Regions from separate parts of the Homo sapiens genome. Here region 2 is linked to region 1. The links are chromatin contacts, found by Hi-C or POLR2A ChIA-PET in ENCODE. All regions are on one chromosome and are shown on one strand. Each heading gives the region's core, a stretch centred on a gene start or an enhancer-like site at or near the end of the contact. The rest is flanking DNA. Distances are from core to core; before and after follow the strand shown.

What was found. A loop is a pair of places that touch in the nucleus more often than their neighbours do. ChIA-PET counts read pairs that join two places held with the same protein, here RNA polymerase II (POLR2A).
Region 2: a map of gastrocnemius medialis shows a loop between it and region 1 (3-fold over the local background). The contact joins the promoter of TMEM19 here to the enhancer-like site in region 1. A Hi-C loop is called at or near these places in 1 of 168 maps with a recorded cell type or tissue (gastrocnemius medialis). POLR2A ChIA-PET finds 5 or more read pairs at or near these places in 1 of 52 experiments (HEK293).

What each region holds. Positions count from the first base shown.
Region 1 is chr12:71,138,521-71,146,349 of GRCh38, forward strand. It overlaps TSPAN8 (tetraspanin 8), which reads right to left. Exons shown (of 9, transcript NM_004616.3): 3 at 5,631-5,693; 4 at 1,191-1,328. Among named protein-coding and RNA genes, the nearest start is that of TSPAN8, 16 kb to the right of the region's middle. Within about 2 kb of position 3,056, at least 7 of the 41 ENCODE cell types and tissues checked have a DNase peak (open chromatin) inside an H3K27ac peak, as active enhancers do; they include gastrocnemius medialis, where a contact is called at or near this core.
Region 2 is chr12:71,683,029-71,690,857 of GRCh38, forward strand. TMEM19 (transmembrane protein 19) reads left to right here and starts at 3,054. Exons shown (of 6, transcript NM_018279.4): 1 at 3,054-3,782; 2 at 6,563-6,676. The coding sequence starts at 3,653. It overlaps LOC124902965 (a long non-coding RNA gene), which reads right to left and starts at 3,036. Exons shown (of 2, transcript XR_007063367.1): 1 at 2,894-3,036. RefSeq lists silencers at 3,326-3,395, 3,386-3,601 and an enhancer at 4,950-5,019.

The DNA of each region.
Region 1 (7,829 bases), core at 1,806-4,305:
GTTTATTTGAGTATTATTTTACTCCTTCCCTTTCTTCATCAAACACAACCTCACACAAACTCAGAATTGGCTTTGAAACAGCATCTCCACTACATTCAGAATCACCTGGCATCTTGTTACATATATAGATTCCTGAAATCGGCTTCAGATATGCTGAATCATAAGTTTGAAGGATGCAGCCCAAAGACAATTAGCTTTTTTTTTAAACAAGCTCCTTGAGTAATTAAATTCTTCAATTGCAAATGAGGCCTTATTGTTCAAAAAGCAATCAGTAGGAATGTTATTAGAGTCCCTTTAAAACTCTGTCTCTACCGTCCCTCACAATAAACAAACAGTTTTGAACATTTTTCTCAGGTACTGATATAATCCTTACTTTATTAGAGGAATAAGTTTAGATTAGACCTGATAAACTTTTATGTCATATTTGTATCTGATAAACACTTGATTTTTTTCTAATATTTTTACTATATCCATTTTCTACTGTATATGTTAAAAGTGAATGCCTGTGAATTATCCAAACCCAATTTATCCTCCTCAATGCTCTCTAAGAGATAATTCTGATTATCTCATTCATTTAAACTTTTTTTTTAGCATGGCATGTAGAACACCTATGATTTTACCACAACCCACACTTGGATTCATCTTCCATCATTTACTGGAAACAGTTTTGCCGGTCTCCTGCCATACCCAAGGCTTCTCAGTTCCCAAACACACCAGCACTGTACTGCCACGTTGTCTTTCCGGAAAGCTTTTCCTACCCTCACTCATACAAATACCTTATTCACTTCTGCCCTGGTTTGAAAATCCCATCCCCTGTCTTGCCCTTTGCTTCTGGGGCCACTCCCACTGTAGCTATTTGCTTACTTATTAACCTTCCCTAGTAGGTTCTAAAGGTCTTATGTATTATTTCGCACAATATCTGACACATAGAGGTATGGCAGTAATGTTGAATGAGTGAATGAATGAATGGATGAATGATTAAAATTTGTCTCCTCTCAGAGTATCCTCCAGTTTCTAAGCCAAACTAAGCCAAATCTAAGCCATATCAGCTTCCACAATCAAACCTTCTAAAGAGAAGTTGGAGTTAGAGTTTCATCAATCATGGCACGTTCTTTTAACAGACAATAGGGATGGGAGAGAATCCTCTGGAGTCTGAAGGTTGGACACTGGGATTTGTTTGGAGAACTCACCAACAGAAGCATGCAGCGACTTTCTTTTATAGCACCGCAGCATCCCAGGAAGCCCAGAATCATGATGATGGCACCTACAGCAATCAATATGTCCACAGCAACGTAGGAGCTAGAGCCTACATCTTCAGAACCAAAAATCTGAAGTAAAAAAGAGATTAATGGCAGAAAATTTATTTCCTTGAAGTTTATTTTGCTCATTCAACAAATATCCATTGAGTGCCTCCTATGTGTCAAGTCCTGTGCCAGGACCCTGAAATACATCAGTGATCTTAAAAAGTACAAATCCTTGCCCTCATGGAGCTCACATTCTATTGAAGTGCTTATATTTTTCTAAAATGATATGATGAAAGCTGGGTGGAAGAAATGTAATAGGTTTTTTTAAACCGTATTTTTAAAAGCTTAGGACAGTTACTTTTACTCTTCTTGATGTAATCTTTGGTTCACATATTTTGTGTATTCTATATAAAGTGCATTATAAAAGCATGTGTTGTTATGGTTTTTAATTCTTTAAAAAGTTCAAGCTCTTTAAACTATTGATAGACACAACAATATGAATTAATTTCAGAGTCATTATGCTGAGCTAAAGAAGCCATAGAAAAAAGTAAATACTGTATGATTCCATTTCTATAAAGTTCAATCATAAGCAAAACTATGGTTATAAAAATCAAAGCAGTGCTTGACTTTGAGCAAGGCAGAAGGGAAAGCAAGAGTTAACTGAAAAGGGACATGAGGGAACTTCCATGGGTTAATAAAAATGCTTTGTATCCTCATTAAAAAGAAATCCAGTTCCTGATATTTCATATCTATTTTATCTCTTTGTTCCCAAAAGCCATAGTCCATAGAGTCATCTAGAAACTCTATTTTGACTGTTAGTTAATGAGATATGAAGGGAAAAAAAATCCTAGAGCCCTTTATAGTGGGTGGGCTACCCATCAGGCATAATTCAGTTCTCCCAACAACACACACATACTCGTCTTCATCACCCTCATAACACTTAGCCTCAGCCACCTCTTGTCCTCGATAAGTGGATTTATCCAGAAGTAAATCACAATTAAAAAGTAAAGCCTTGTGCGTGTCTTATGCATAAATCCTATATGTAGCCCATTTGCCTTCTATAACCTCTATCTACTGGGCTGTCTCTAGATAGAGCACTAGTTCCTAGACTAACTCGAAACCTCTGCCTCCCAGAATGGGCTATATAGCATGTAGGTCAGCTCCCTTAACAGTCAATACAAAAATGACTGCTATGTTCTAATGATATTTTTGTTTCTCAAGGCTTTTTAAATCTACTTATTGCCTAGAGGAAACTTTTATTCAACAGTCAATAGGAAGGAATGTGCTGAAGTTATAAAAGCATTAAAACAAACATCTATATTTTGTCAGGGTCCTAATAAATAAGTTTGTAATCCTGGAACAGTCACCCAACCTAGTGGGCTCCAGTTTCCCCATTTATAAAAGGGAATTGGGTCAACCTCTGTGATAGCCAAGGCCTCCTTTGTCTCTAAAAGTCTATGCTTACAGATAATGTTTCAATTTACGTATTTTGAAAGCTTGGTTAAGTCCTAAAGATTTTTGTTTGTTGGTTTTTATTGTTTTCTCATTAATATTAGAGCTAAAAAATCAGTTTTGTTAATAAACAGGCAGGACATTGGAATCAAAATAAATGTGACAAAAATAGAAGTGTTAGGAAACTAGCTCTATGGACTTCCTGCTAAATATTGCTTCACTAGAATATTGTGGCCAGTACAGGCAAACCCTATGAGAGGATGGAAGCCTCGCTAGCTGGGTTATCAGAACTTAGAAAAGATATGCCAGACATACAAATAATAGTTCAAATATCTACACATGAGGCCAAGATAGTGTGACCAGCACTTGTGCAGCAGGTAGTGAGACACTTCTATGAGGCTAACCTGGGCAGGGTGACCCACTGCCAGAGACTAGCCAGAAAGCAGTGTGTTGACTGTCTAGTGGTCATTGTTCCAAGTCCAGCCCAACAAGTGGTTATTCTTATTCAAGAATGAAGTGGAAATCTGAGTTCAGATGTTTGCACCAGGGGAGGAACAGCAGGGTTTGAAAAGCTGTCTTGAATGAACACTGTGTCCCTGTGTGTCTTAGGACAAGGGGAGAATTTCTAAAGACAGAGAAATTCAGCTGGTCCTGAAAGATGAGGACTCAGGAATCCTCTTTGGATCAGAAGGGACCTCCTGGGACAAGGATGGCTGCTCATGTGCTTTTCCTCATGGTGCTAAGTTTATCCTGAGGTAGAAAAAAGGGTCTTCATGAGACACTTCAGCAGAAAGTTCTGTCATTTCCCTGACATCCTTCTTTTCTGTGTTTATGCTCATGTTTTTCCTTCCAAAACAGCTACCTCTGTTTTTTCACTAACAAAAAATTCAGCTCTTTGCTCTGTCTTGATTCTTTGTCACTGGCTTGAGAAAAATATAAACCAAGCCAATTTTATATAAGTCAAGCTGGTTAATGTTGTCCTGGCAGACACTGGCTTTTGTTCAGTGTGAGAGGCTGATGAAGCGTGAGTCAAAACGTAACTAAAGATGCTGTCTAGCTCTATTAATTCATTCTTATCCCCAGATGTGGAGGAGCACCCTCTCAAGGACAACAGTTCCCCTTTAATACATTCAATATGTGCAATTTTTTAACAGACTAAACACCAAATTTGTTTACCAGAAGCACTGGGAGGGAAAGAAAATACCAACAGGAAGTAAAATTAAAATAAAATAAATTGCAGGCTACACACACATCTTGAAGAGGCCACAGCACCCTGTAAGTAGGTGACTGTTAATCTCTGTGCTTAATTATGAGTCCCAAAGTCAGACTTCAGATTCTACAGGATGGTAATTCTGCACATCTTCAAATGCACTTCTTGGGCTCACACACCAGAGCTCCAGGCCATCAGGAAGTCACAGTTATGGTTATCAGTAGAAAACAATAAGTGAAATCCTGATGGACTAGGATGTTACTAAAAAGCTGCCACACCCATCTCCCACCCAATTTCTTCACCATGGTGAGGCACAGAATGTGGAAGCCGCTAATTGCCACTGTGATCCTCTGGGCTCCCTAAGGGCAGAAAGCAATTTTAAAAGGAAAAGAACAACAGGAGAGAGAGAGAGGAAAAAAACAAAAAAAAAAAAAACAGAGATAGAGTGAGAAAGAAATTTTCAGAAAAGCCACCCACTGCAGCGAAGAAAACAGAGCAGACATTAATTCCCTTTTCATCTTCCTTTCCACTAGGCTGTGTTCAAAGGCATTTAGCTGCACCATGGTGAAATACGTTTTAGTAGAAAATGCATTGTCTTAATTGCTGGCTTAATAAATCTCTCAGTAATTATCAACTTGGAATCAAAATTCTTCTCAGAGAGGAGAAACTCTCTTTATGTGGGCAAATACCTTAAAAAGGCTCTAGCAGTAGAAGAGGTGATCCTTTAGTGGCAAGAGCCCAGAAAACAAAGAACAAATTAATGGCTCTGAATGTGTTAGAATAATAATTTGTGGGGATGGAGCCCCAGAATAGAAGAAGGGAGAGAAAAGAATAAAAGCACGGGAGCCAGGAAATGGTGCCAGGGTGGTATTATGTTCCGTAAAACTGACAGAACAATCCCCGCACACTCGCCCCTCCCTCTTCCCCCAACCCTTTCCACATTTGTGATACTGTGGCATGGAACAGATACCACACGTATGGGGTCCAATAGCTGGAGCCAGAATTAACCATACGAAATACACTTCCTCCAGACCTGTAGATCTGGGTAAGAGCTTTGGCACTGGGCACGGAATGGTGTGTGGGGGAGGAAAATGGGTCATGTTCATCTTATACATATAGCAATAATCTGGACATCCCCAGAGAATTACTGAGTTTCACCAAGTTAGATTAGCCACTACTGGCAAGTGGTTACCTTCACTGCCAGTTGCCACAGGTAAATAACAAGTACCCTTGTACCTTGTTGCCTTTAAAATACAGATTCAAATTATTCTTCTCCAAGAAAACTTCTCATTTTCTTTCCTTTTGGACCAACCACATTGGGATCAACTAAATTATTGTCAAAACCTTCTACTATAAAAATTATTCTTCTTGGTGAGAAGGAGAGGTGGCCTATATCCTCAATATAGGCCTTAAACAAATAGTAAAGGAGGAAAATTTCCACTTTGGCCCCTTCCCACCTGCATCTCACTGAATTTTTTTGAATTTTTGAATAACACCTCCTCCATTCTCTAGAAAGATTTTTCCACATCTAGCACAGTGCCAGCCACATAGTAATTTTAATTGATTGAACTGAATTATAAAATCACATAACAGCACAAGTGATTACATGAAGCAGTTAAGAAAAATGTTTTAGACATGTTTATTACTATTATTGTTATAACTTTCATTATTATAAATGAAATAAACTACATTGGGGAAAGGGTGACTTGTTTTTGCATACTTACTGCTTGAGAGTCATTGCTTACTCGTACCCATATTGCTAATGCTAGGATCAAGATACCACATAGCTGCAGAAAAAAACAAACAAACAAAAAGAATACAATTAGGATCATATGAAACTCTATTTCCACACCCTCCTATCTATCCGGTGACAGTAGTTCATCATCGACTATACTATCACAACCTGGAAGACATAAATGAGGCATATTCATATACAGATCATTGTTGAAATGTTAAATTGCAATGTGTAAGTTTGATGAGAATAATTCTATTTCTCATCCACAACTCACTCACAGCTCTATGGACAAGAAGTTATTTCCATTAGGCCTGGAAAGATTATTTTTCCATGTAACTCTAGCCCTGTGTTTCTGCTAGATTTTAGCATACAAAAGAAAAGTCACAACAGTTTAAAGATAAAATATCCTTATCATGCCTCTGGGCTTGTTTGTGAGAAGCTATGTTGGACCAGGAAAAAAGGGAATGACGGAATAGTCACCATTCATTTAAGATTCGACAGGAAGGGAGATGTTGGGATAGAGGGGGAAAAAGTAAAACATACGACAAGATGTGCAGTTAAGCAACAAGGCTATATAATAATCAACACTTTTTGAACCCAAATAAACTCTCTTAAAAACAAGCTCTTTTAGGTGGTAAAGTTTACTCACAGAGAAGGAACAATGAAAGACAGAACTTGAAGTCTTAAATTCCTTTAATGATTTTACCAGATTATTTAATTTGGACCAATGCCAACACAATAAAATGTAAAACACATTTTACTTTAGTGTAAGGAAAACTCTTGTCATTCAGGGTTTAAAAAAAAAAGTTATGCATTGTGGCTTCAAAAACAAAAATCAAAGATCTATTATTAGATAGAGATGTTAAGAGCTGTGTCTGGTAACATACCAGACACAGCAGGCCTTGGGGGACTTAGTAGACAATTCTGACCTTGCTGTGCTCTGACAGACAAATGTCCTTGGAGCATCATTGCTTTCGTGCATGGTTGAGACATACGCCTAGAACCCCAAGACAGCACTTTTAATGGCTTCTCATTGAGTTTGCAGGGGAAATAGAGTCAAGGGCTCTGTTAAGGAATAGGAAGCACAATGAGTAGTTGAGTAACCATAGACTCTGTGCTCCCTAAAAGACCTTGAAAATCATCTAGGTCTAAACCTCTCATTTTGAATGGAGAAATTGGAATCCTGGGCGCTAATTATTACATCATGAAAACCCGGAGCAATTCCTAACCAATCTGCCCTTACAACATACTTCAGCTCCTACAAAATAACTAATGCAATTAAAAACCAAAGCTCTTTAACCACCAAATAACCTATGCAATTATCTCATACACACACATAGACACACACACACCATAAAATACAAATGATTAAAAAACACAGCTTTCGTGTTTGAAAACTTTCCTTACTTCTCTAACCCTGAGATTTATAGCATCCTTTCACAAAATTCTAATTTCATTTGCAAACAAAGACAAATGCTCATTTTAGCAGTCCTTTGTTAAACAGTTTGTGAGTGATAATTTATGTCAAATGATAATGAGACCCTCTGGGATTTTCAGTAATTTCATACCAACTGAATTTTTTGTTTGTTGTTTAGTTTGTTCACTGATTATCTTCTTTCGTTTTCTTCTCTTTTCACAAGCAGATTCATAATGATTGGCTTAATAGTCATTCTGGCCTTCATCTGTAACTAATGAACCTTGTAGCTATTATGAGTAGCATTCTTTCCTGATATTTGTTAAACTATCAACGAAAAAACTTTAAGAATTCTTAGTAAGAGCTTAGTAAGAACTCAGTGTGATATTTTTTAAAACTTTTTTTGTTCGTGTATCACTATTCACTTTTTCAAGGTATTTAGATATCAGATCATTCATAAATCTTATTAAATCAATCATATCTGCCCCTCAGATAGCAACTTTTAGTCTTCTCAGCCACTGAAAATTTTCTGTAACATTAACATTTAAAAGAAAGAGTAACCAGTTGTTTCAGAAGTCAAAAATATTTTGCCCAACTAATCTTCAGAATTAGACAATCTTTCTCAGGAACTTTGAAGTTGGCCAAAGTATCATTTCCACCCCTAACTCTTATCTTTTCTTCAAACTTCATTTTAAAAATGAAACAAATGTTTAGAGTATATCATTCTCATTTGAGTGGAGAAATTCCCATGTAAATATCAGTCTAATATCATGA
Region 2 (7,829 bases), core at 1,804-4,303, 540 kb after region 1:
TCAAAGAGCACTTAACCATAAATGGGTATTTATATTGTGAAATTTAAAGATCAGCGCAACAATGAACTTTCAGTTTATTCTATGATTGCTATAGTAAGTCTCAAACTGCATGTTTTCTACAGGAAATAAATCTGATGAAGACAATTAACTGTTGGAACCATTTAAACAAATGTGTTTGTTTCTTAACTTCTTAGAGTCATTAATAATACACTCTAACTATCCCATGTAGAGACAACATTTCTCAACCTTAAATTTGATCACAGGTATCTTTTGAGTGGTAGGGATGCCTACTAATAACAAAGAATAACTACTATTAAGTTAAAAAATATAGTTTAGGAAATGCCTAACCAGAAATTTTCCATTGCCAGAAAATGGCTTCCAAAGTAAATAGAAAAACAAAGACTTTGTTGAAATTTTTAAGATTGATAGTCTATAAAAATTGTAACAGTAAAATCGTGATTTTTTAAAAGTATACAAGAGCCCCTCCCACTCCCTTTATCCTTGGAGATACATTCCAACACCCTCAGTGGATGTTTGAAACCCTGGAAAATACCAAACCCTATATATACTATTTTTTTCCAATTCCTATATACCTATGATAAAGCTTAATGTATAAATTAGGCACCGTAAGAGATTAGGAGGAATACCTAATAATAAAATAGAACAATTATAACAATATATTGTAATAGAACTAAAATAAGGGCACTGTGATACTGCAACAGTCCATCTGATAACTGCAATGGCTCCTAAGTGACTAACAAGAGAGTAATGTCTATTGCATGGATGGATATGCTAGATAAACGGAGGATTCACGTCCCAGGTGGGATGGAGCTGGATGGCATGAGATTTCATCATGCTACTTTGGCATGCAATTTAAAACTTATGAATATTTCTGGAATTTTCTTTTTAATATTTTCGGATTGTTACCGGTGGAAGGTGTCCAGGTTCTTGGTGTTTTGAACAAAGAACTGGAAAAACACACAAGCAAAGCAAGGAAAGAATGAAGCAACAAAAGCAGAGATTTACTGAAAACAAAAGTACGCGCCACAGGGTGGGAACCATCTGAGCATAGGGGCTCAAGGGCCTCCTTACAGAATTTTCTAGGGTTTAAATACCCTCTAGAGGTTTCCCATTGGTTACTTGGTGTACACCTTATGTAAATGTAAATGAAGTACTAGCCCACAATCAGTCTGATTGGTTGTGAAAAACAACCAATTAGAGGCTGAAGCAAAGTTACAAAGTTACACTCCTACGCAAACGTCTGATTGGTTGCAGAAAGCTACCAAGCAGAGATACTTTCAATTTTCTATCTGCCACGCAGAAAAAAAGAGGGGTTTGCAAAGGGCGTAGCTTTGGGTCCTTTTGTTACTTAGGTATGGGAAGTTGGGGTTTTCCTTTTGATTTAGCTCTAGGAAGTCAGCATGAATCGGCCTTAGGTTCCCTGCCTCAATAGGAGACCCTATTCTCCTGCCTCAAGATCATGTTTAACCCTTGGTAACTGAAACTGCCTATTGCATATAAGAACTACTGTATTTTAATTATATTAACTCCTCTAAATTATTTTGGTCTTAAGCTAGAATAACTTTTATGGAGAAAAACATCTATAATTGGTCACTGAAAAAAATAGAAGGGAAAATATTCATCTAAAGGGTCAGTTCACTGACACTACTATTTAATATGCATTTTTTAGCCAGATCTAATAGTCATGAGAAAATCATCCCTGACATCCAGGGACTGACCTGACACAGCTACACCACAGTGTTGGGAGATAGCTTGACATTCACAACTAGGCTATGATTTTCCTATCGAACACCAACTAATCAGAGAGGGTCACTCTGTGACTGTGGTGAAGCAAGGCAAAAAAAAGAAAAAAAAAAAAAAGACCAGTTTATAATTTTGTCTAAGCAGAGACAAAAACAATGCGACTGTGCAAACCACAAAACATTAGCTTTCATTATTAATAATTTTACCCAGTAGTCTGGTAACATTGATACTGGCCAGTCAGCTTGGTGAAATAATCCAAACATTTACCTATGCAGAACAGACTAAGACAAAAATAAAGTAGGCACATAATACATTTCAGCATAAAGACCATATATGTATATTATCTAGTACAGGAAGCCCACTACTATTTAGTCCTACTTCACAGATTTGATTCTTAGTTAACTACTTAATTAGATGTCTTACCAAAGAAAATGACAAGCTGTCTTGGCATGTATTTTGAAATTTAAAATAATGTGAGCTTTTTTAAAGTAACTACTCTTGGGGCTTAAAACACAATTGCATACTGTGTCTGAAATGGATTTGGCTCCTCTTCTTACACTGTCAGCAATTAACTGAAAAAATTGATAAATATTATGTAATTATCAGTTAATTACTGTTAACCCAGGCAAACAAGTTAATTTCACATAAAACATGAAATCAGGCCGGGCGCTGTAGCTCACGCCATTAAACCCAGCACTTTGGGAGGCCGAGGTGGGTGGATCCCCTGAGGTCAAGAGTTCGAGACCAGCCGGGCCAACATGGCAAAACCCCGTCTCTACTAAAAATATAAAAATTAGCCGGGCGTGGTTGTGGCGCCTGTAATCCCAGCTACTCCGGAGGCTGGAGCAGGAGAATCGCTTAGAACCTGGGAGGCGGTGGTTGCAGTGAGCAGAGATCGTGCCACTGCACTCCAGCCTGGGCGGCAGAGAGAGACACTGTCTCGAAAAAAAAAAAAAGAAAAGAAAAGAAATCAGCCACGATTCAGATTTTTAATGCTAACAAGACGTTTTGCTTTCTAAATGCACACACCTTTAATATAAGGGGTGTGAGGACAGATATTTCCACAATCTAAGTGGTGTTATGACAATAATTACGAGAGCTCAGTAATAGAAACTATGTTTAACTTTACCTCGCTAGCAGCCAGGAGTCTAGCACATTATAGGTACTAAACAATGTTGTTTAGTACCTATAATGTGGTTTTGGAGAAGCAGTGCAAACGCAGCCGGCCAGGATGCCAGCAGTGCCTGCCCACGTGAGCTAGGCGACATCCCCCTAAGCGGCTGCGGCGCATGCCCACAGCGGGCGAGGCGCTAGAGGCGGGGGCGCCGGGAGGCGCGGGCTTTGCTCCTGGGGTCTCGGCCTTGGCCGGCTGGACCTGACCCTAGGGCGGCTTGCGCAGCTGTCGGGACGTGACTGCGTTCAGCCGCGTCGGGCGTGCTTCCCAGACTTGCCCAAGTTCGGGTGCCCTAGCTGCCCCTTTGCAGCCGCTGGCCTACCCGGCCCGCGGGTGAGAAGGTTGCGACGGGAGGTGGGTGGAACTCGCCAGCGCCGGGACCGCGGATTGGCTGCCTCGGCTTTCTCTTTTCCCCGTGGGCTCCGGCGTGAGGCGCTGAAGCGGCCGGCAGCCGGCGACCGGCCCTCACCGTCCGCCGGGTTGCGCTCTGCTTTTGCGGTGAGGCGTTGACCACGCCCATATGAATTGGAGCTCTCCGCCAGTAGGAGTTTCCGGAAGGAGTTTGAATTTTTGTGATTTTTATGCTTGTTTGGTCGGTGGAATATGTTGGGATTTATGTTTGCCTCTGAACAAGTGTCTTGCTCACATCGTAAATGACTTTCTCTCCGAAACGCTAAATATTCTTTCCCGCAGGAGCTCATATCCTTATTTTCCATGACAGATCTTAACGACAATATATGCAAAAGATATATAAAGATGATAACTAATATAGTTATACTGAGCCTGATCATTTGCATTTCGTTAGCTTTCTGGATTATATCAATGACTGCAAGCACCTATTATGGTAAGTCTGAGTGTTCTAAGTTGTTTCTCTGTAATCTAGTCAGAGGAAATTAAAACCATACCATTGTGAAATCCAAAACTCATATCCTCTGAATGGTTATGAATGGTTGTGTTTACTTAACTTCCATAGCCTGATTTAACTTACTAACATGATAGTATAAACAATGCCTTTAATAAATGCTTGTTGTGATAATTCGAGTTATACCTATTTCTTTTTTTTTTTAATTTTTATTTTGTATAAGATAGGGGTCCCTCTGTGTTGCTAGGCTGGTCTCAAACCCCTAGGCTCAAGTGATCCTCCCACCTGTGTCTCCCAAAGTGCTGGCAATACAGGCCACCACTTCTGGACTAGTTACACCTATTTCAAAATGTCTTTATATTTTATGTAACTATTCCATCTGTCTTGGTAAAAGATAAGTGAGGCGAATATAGCTTTGTAAAGCAATTACAGTGATGCTTTTAATTTTGAATAAGAATATTAGTAATGGGCCAGGCGCGGTGGCTCACGCCTGTTATCCCAGCACTTTGGGAGGCCGAGGCGGGCAAATAACCTGAGGTCGGGAGTTCAAGACCAGCCTGGCCAACACGGTGAAACCCCAGCTCTACTAAAACTAGAAAAAAGCTGTAATCCCAGCTACTTGGGAGATGGAGGCAGGAGAATCACTTGAACCCTGGAGGCGGAGGTTGCAGTGAACCAAGATTGAGCCACTGCACTCCAGCCTGGGCCACAGAGCGAGAATCCGTCTCAAAAAAAAAAAAGTAGTAATGTAGTTTATCAGTTTCACATGTTCTGTAAAAATAATAAGAATTAAAAACGGTATACTATTTACATTTGGAGAGCTGAAGGACTTATCTGCCATTTGGTTGCTTCAAAAGAATAGACTCCTTTTAAAGCCTAAAGCTACATTGCTTAAATATAAGGTACTCTGGACTCAGATCTTTAAAGTTTTAAAGGTGCTTTAGAGCATAAGCCTCCATTTACACAAACTTCCTTCTCCTATGAAAACAAAATACTGGTCAGTTTGCAACAAAGGAAAAATGAAAAGGAGAATGAGAATGCTTGTATCGTAAGGGATTGCCATTTCAGACTGTAGGCTTTTTGCAAAGAGACATGTGAATAGTTGGAAAGGGTTCTCCAGGCTACAGAAGCTCTCAGTGCAGTTCGTTCATAATGATTCACAGTGGGGCATCAGAGTTTTAGGGGAGGGGTGTAAGAAAAGATTCTTGTTAGTGACAGTATTTACTATGACTTGAACTAAATGGAATAAATCAGGATTTGTAAACTGAAATATCCCTCTGGGGCCAGTCACCTAATGCAAATGAATCTGTGTACGTTTTTGTGTATTAGACCTGTGGTAATAGTTTTCATTTCCAGAAATAGGATATTTCTCATCTTTTGTTGAATGCTTGGGCCCTCTTTGTCTTTCATTTCCCCTTTATTTTTCTGAGACGGAGTTTCGCTCTTTTTGCCCAGGCTGGAGTACAGTGGCACGATCTCAGCTCACTGCAACCTCTGCCTTCTGGTTTCTCCTGCCTCAGCCTCCCAAGTAGCTGGGATTACAGGTGCCTGCCACCATGCCTGGCTAATTTTTGTATTTGTAGTAGAGACAGGGTTTCATCATGTTGGCCAGGCTGGGTCTCGAACTCCTGACCTCAGGATCCTCCTGCCTTGGCCTCCCAAAGTGCTGGGATTACAGGCATGAGCCACTGCGCCCGGCCCATTTTCTCATTTTTGATAGAAACATAGATACAAGCAGTGGTTCACAGTTTTCTTTACCATAAGGAAATCACTTTGCCTTGGCGTTTAGGAGCCTATCAGGAGGGGTGGGAACTTTAAATGGGAAAGCCACGGCCTGTTTAAAGGAGGGCACCTCTCTTTACCTTAAGTCAATTCTGCCATGTTGGCCAGAACTTCCCAATTTTAAAACAGAAGCCAAGAATCTGGATTTTTATATGATATCTCCTAATCTTTAAATATTGACTAAAATTATTTGAAAACACTCTGCTAGCCAAACATCTGTGAGCTGGATGCAGCCTCTGGAATAATCAATTTCTAACCATTGAATGAGGTGTCTGTCCTCTGACAGGCAGAGAGGAGTAAGATCCTGTTACAAAAAGAGTTCGTTCTAGGTAGTCCTTGAAATTTAATACGTGCCCCCTTTAAAAAAAATGAACCAGAGGTTCATTTTAAATATCTAGATATCCATTATTATCATAAATAGCAGTAAAAGGTTTTCAAAACTTGGACATAACCTATTTGGCCATTCTCCAGTAAGACTGTTTCTCCGAAAATATGCATGCATGTCTCAACATAAATACAGTCATGCTCTGCCTAACAATGTTTTCGTCAATGACAGACCACACATACAACATGTTCCCATAAGATTATAATACCATATTTTTACTCTACTTTTTCTATGTTTAGATACACAAATACGTTATAATTGCCTGTAGTATTCAGTACAGTAACATGCTTTACAGGTTTGTAGCCTAGGACCAATAGGCTATAGCATATAGCTTAAGTGTGTAGTAGGCTCTACCATCTAGGTGTGTGTAAGTACAGTCTGACGTTTGCATAACCATGAAATCACCTAAGGATGCATTTCTCAGAACATATCCCTATCTTTAAGTGATGCATGACTATATATTTCTTTGGTGACTTCATCTTGGTGTTTGTACTTATGACAGTATTTTAGTCTAAAAGCAGTAACGGAAGTTTACTGCCAAAACTAACCTGTGCAAACTTCACACAATTTGTGCTCCACCTTTATAATTTTTCAGGTAACTTACGACCTATTTCTCCGTGGCGTTGGCTGTTTTCTGTTGTTGTTCCTGTTCTGATCGTCTCTAATGGCCTTAAAAAGAAAAGTCTAGATCACAGTGGGGCTCTAGGAGGTATGTTTTTATTTTGAATGTTTACAGTAACTACTAAGTGCTTGCTTATATAATTTAAATTTATGTTTTCTAAATTCTGAATATATGAGACTGACTACAAATCACAGTTATATATTTTAGACAATGATAAAGTTACATCTTGCTCAGCATTCCTATTGTCAAAATTTCAGAAACTAACGTACACTTTTAGTGTAACATACAAATTAAACTCTGTGATTGATACAAAGTAGATTAATAGGATAGATGAACCTTGACTATTCTGCTCCTTTAGTTTGATTAGTCTTCTACCAGCAGAAACACTGGAGCACTCCTCCTATATGTAAAATAGAGCATTTGGAGAGAATAACTTTTGGAAATTGCTGTTAGTAATCTCAAAACAGAGCAGTCCAAACTTAGTGTTCTGGATTAATTTTCCAAAACTGAGTTGAGAACAGGATATGCATTCATTCTTTTAGCAATTTTTTTTTTCCCGAGACAGTCTTGCTCTGTTGCCCAGGCTGGAGTGCAGTGGCATGATCGGCTCACTGCAACCTCCTCCTCCTGGATTCAAGCGATTCTTGTGCCTCAGCCTCTGAGTAGAGACTACAGGTGTGTGCCACCATGCCCAGCTAATTTTTTCTGGTATTTTTATTAGAGACAGGGTTTCGCCATGTTGACCAGGCCGGTCTCGAGCTCCTGGTCTCAAGTGATCACCTGCCTGGGCCTCCCAAAGTGCTGGGATTACAGGTATGAGCCACCATGCCTGACCCCTCTTTTAGCAAATTTTTATTGAACACTTACTGGTATGTACTACTGTTCTAAAAACTTGGGATAGATCTGTAAACAAAAAGAACGTGGTGTCAGTTCTCATGGAACTTATATTCTTTAGGGCAGATAGATAATAAATAAAATATATAAAACTGTTCAGGTAATGATGAAGTTTATGAGAAAAATGAAAAGATAATTGTAAAGTGTGTATGTTGGAAGATGTAGTGCATTCTTCTGTAAATGGTGTCAGGTGCTTTTCTCTACGGAGGTCATTTTGCACTGGTATCTGAAGAAGCTAGCAATGAGATCTGACAGAATCATGTTCCAGGCTGACAGAATAACAAGTGCAAAAGTCCAGATATTTTAGAGGCTTATTTGAGAGTAAGAATAATAGGGCTCATTTGAC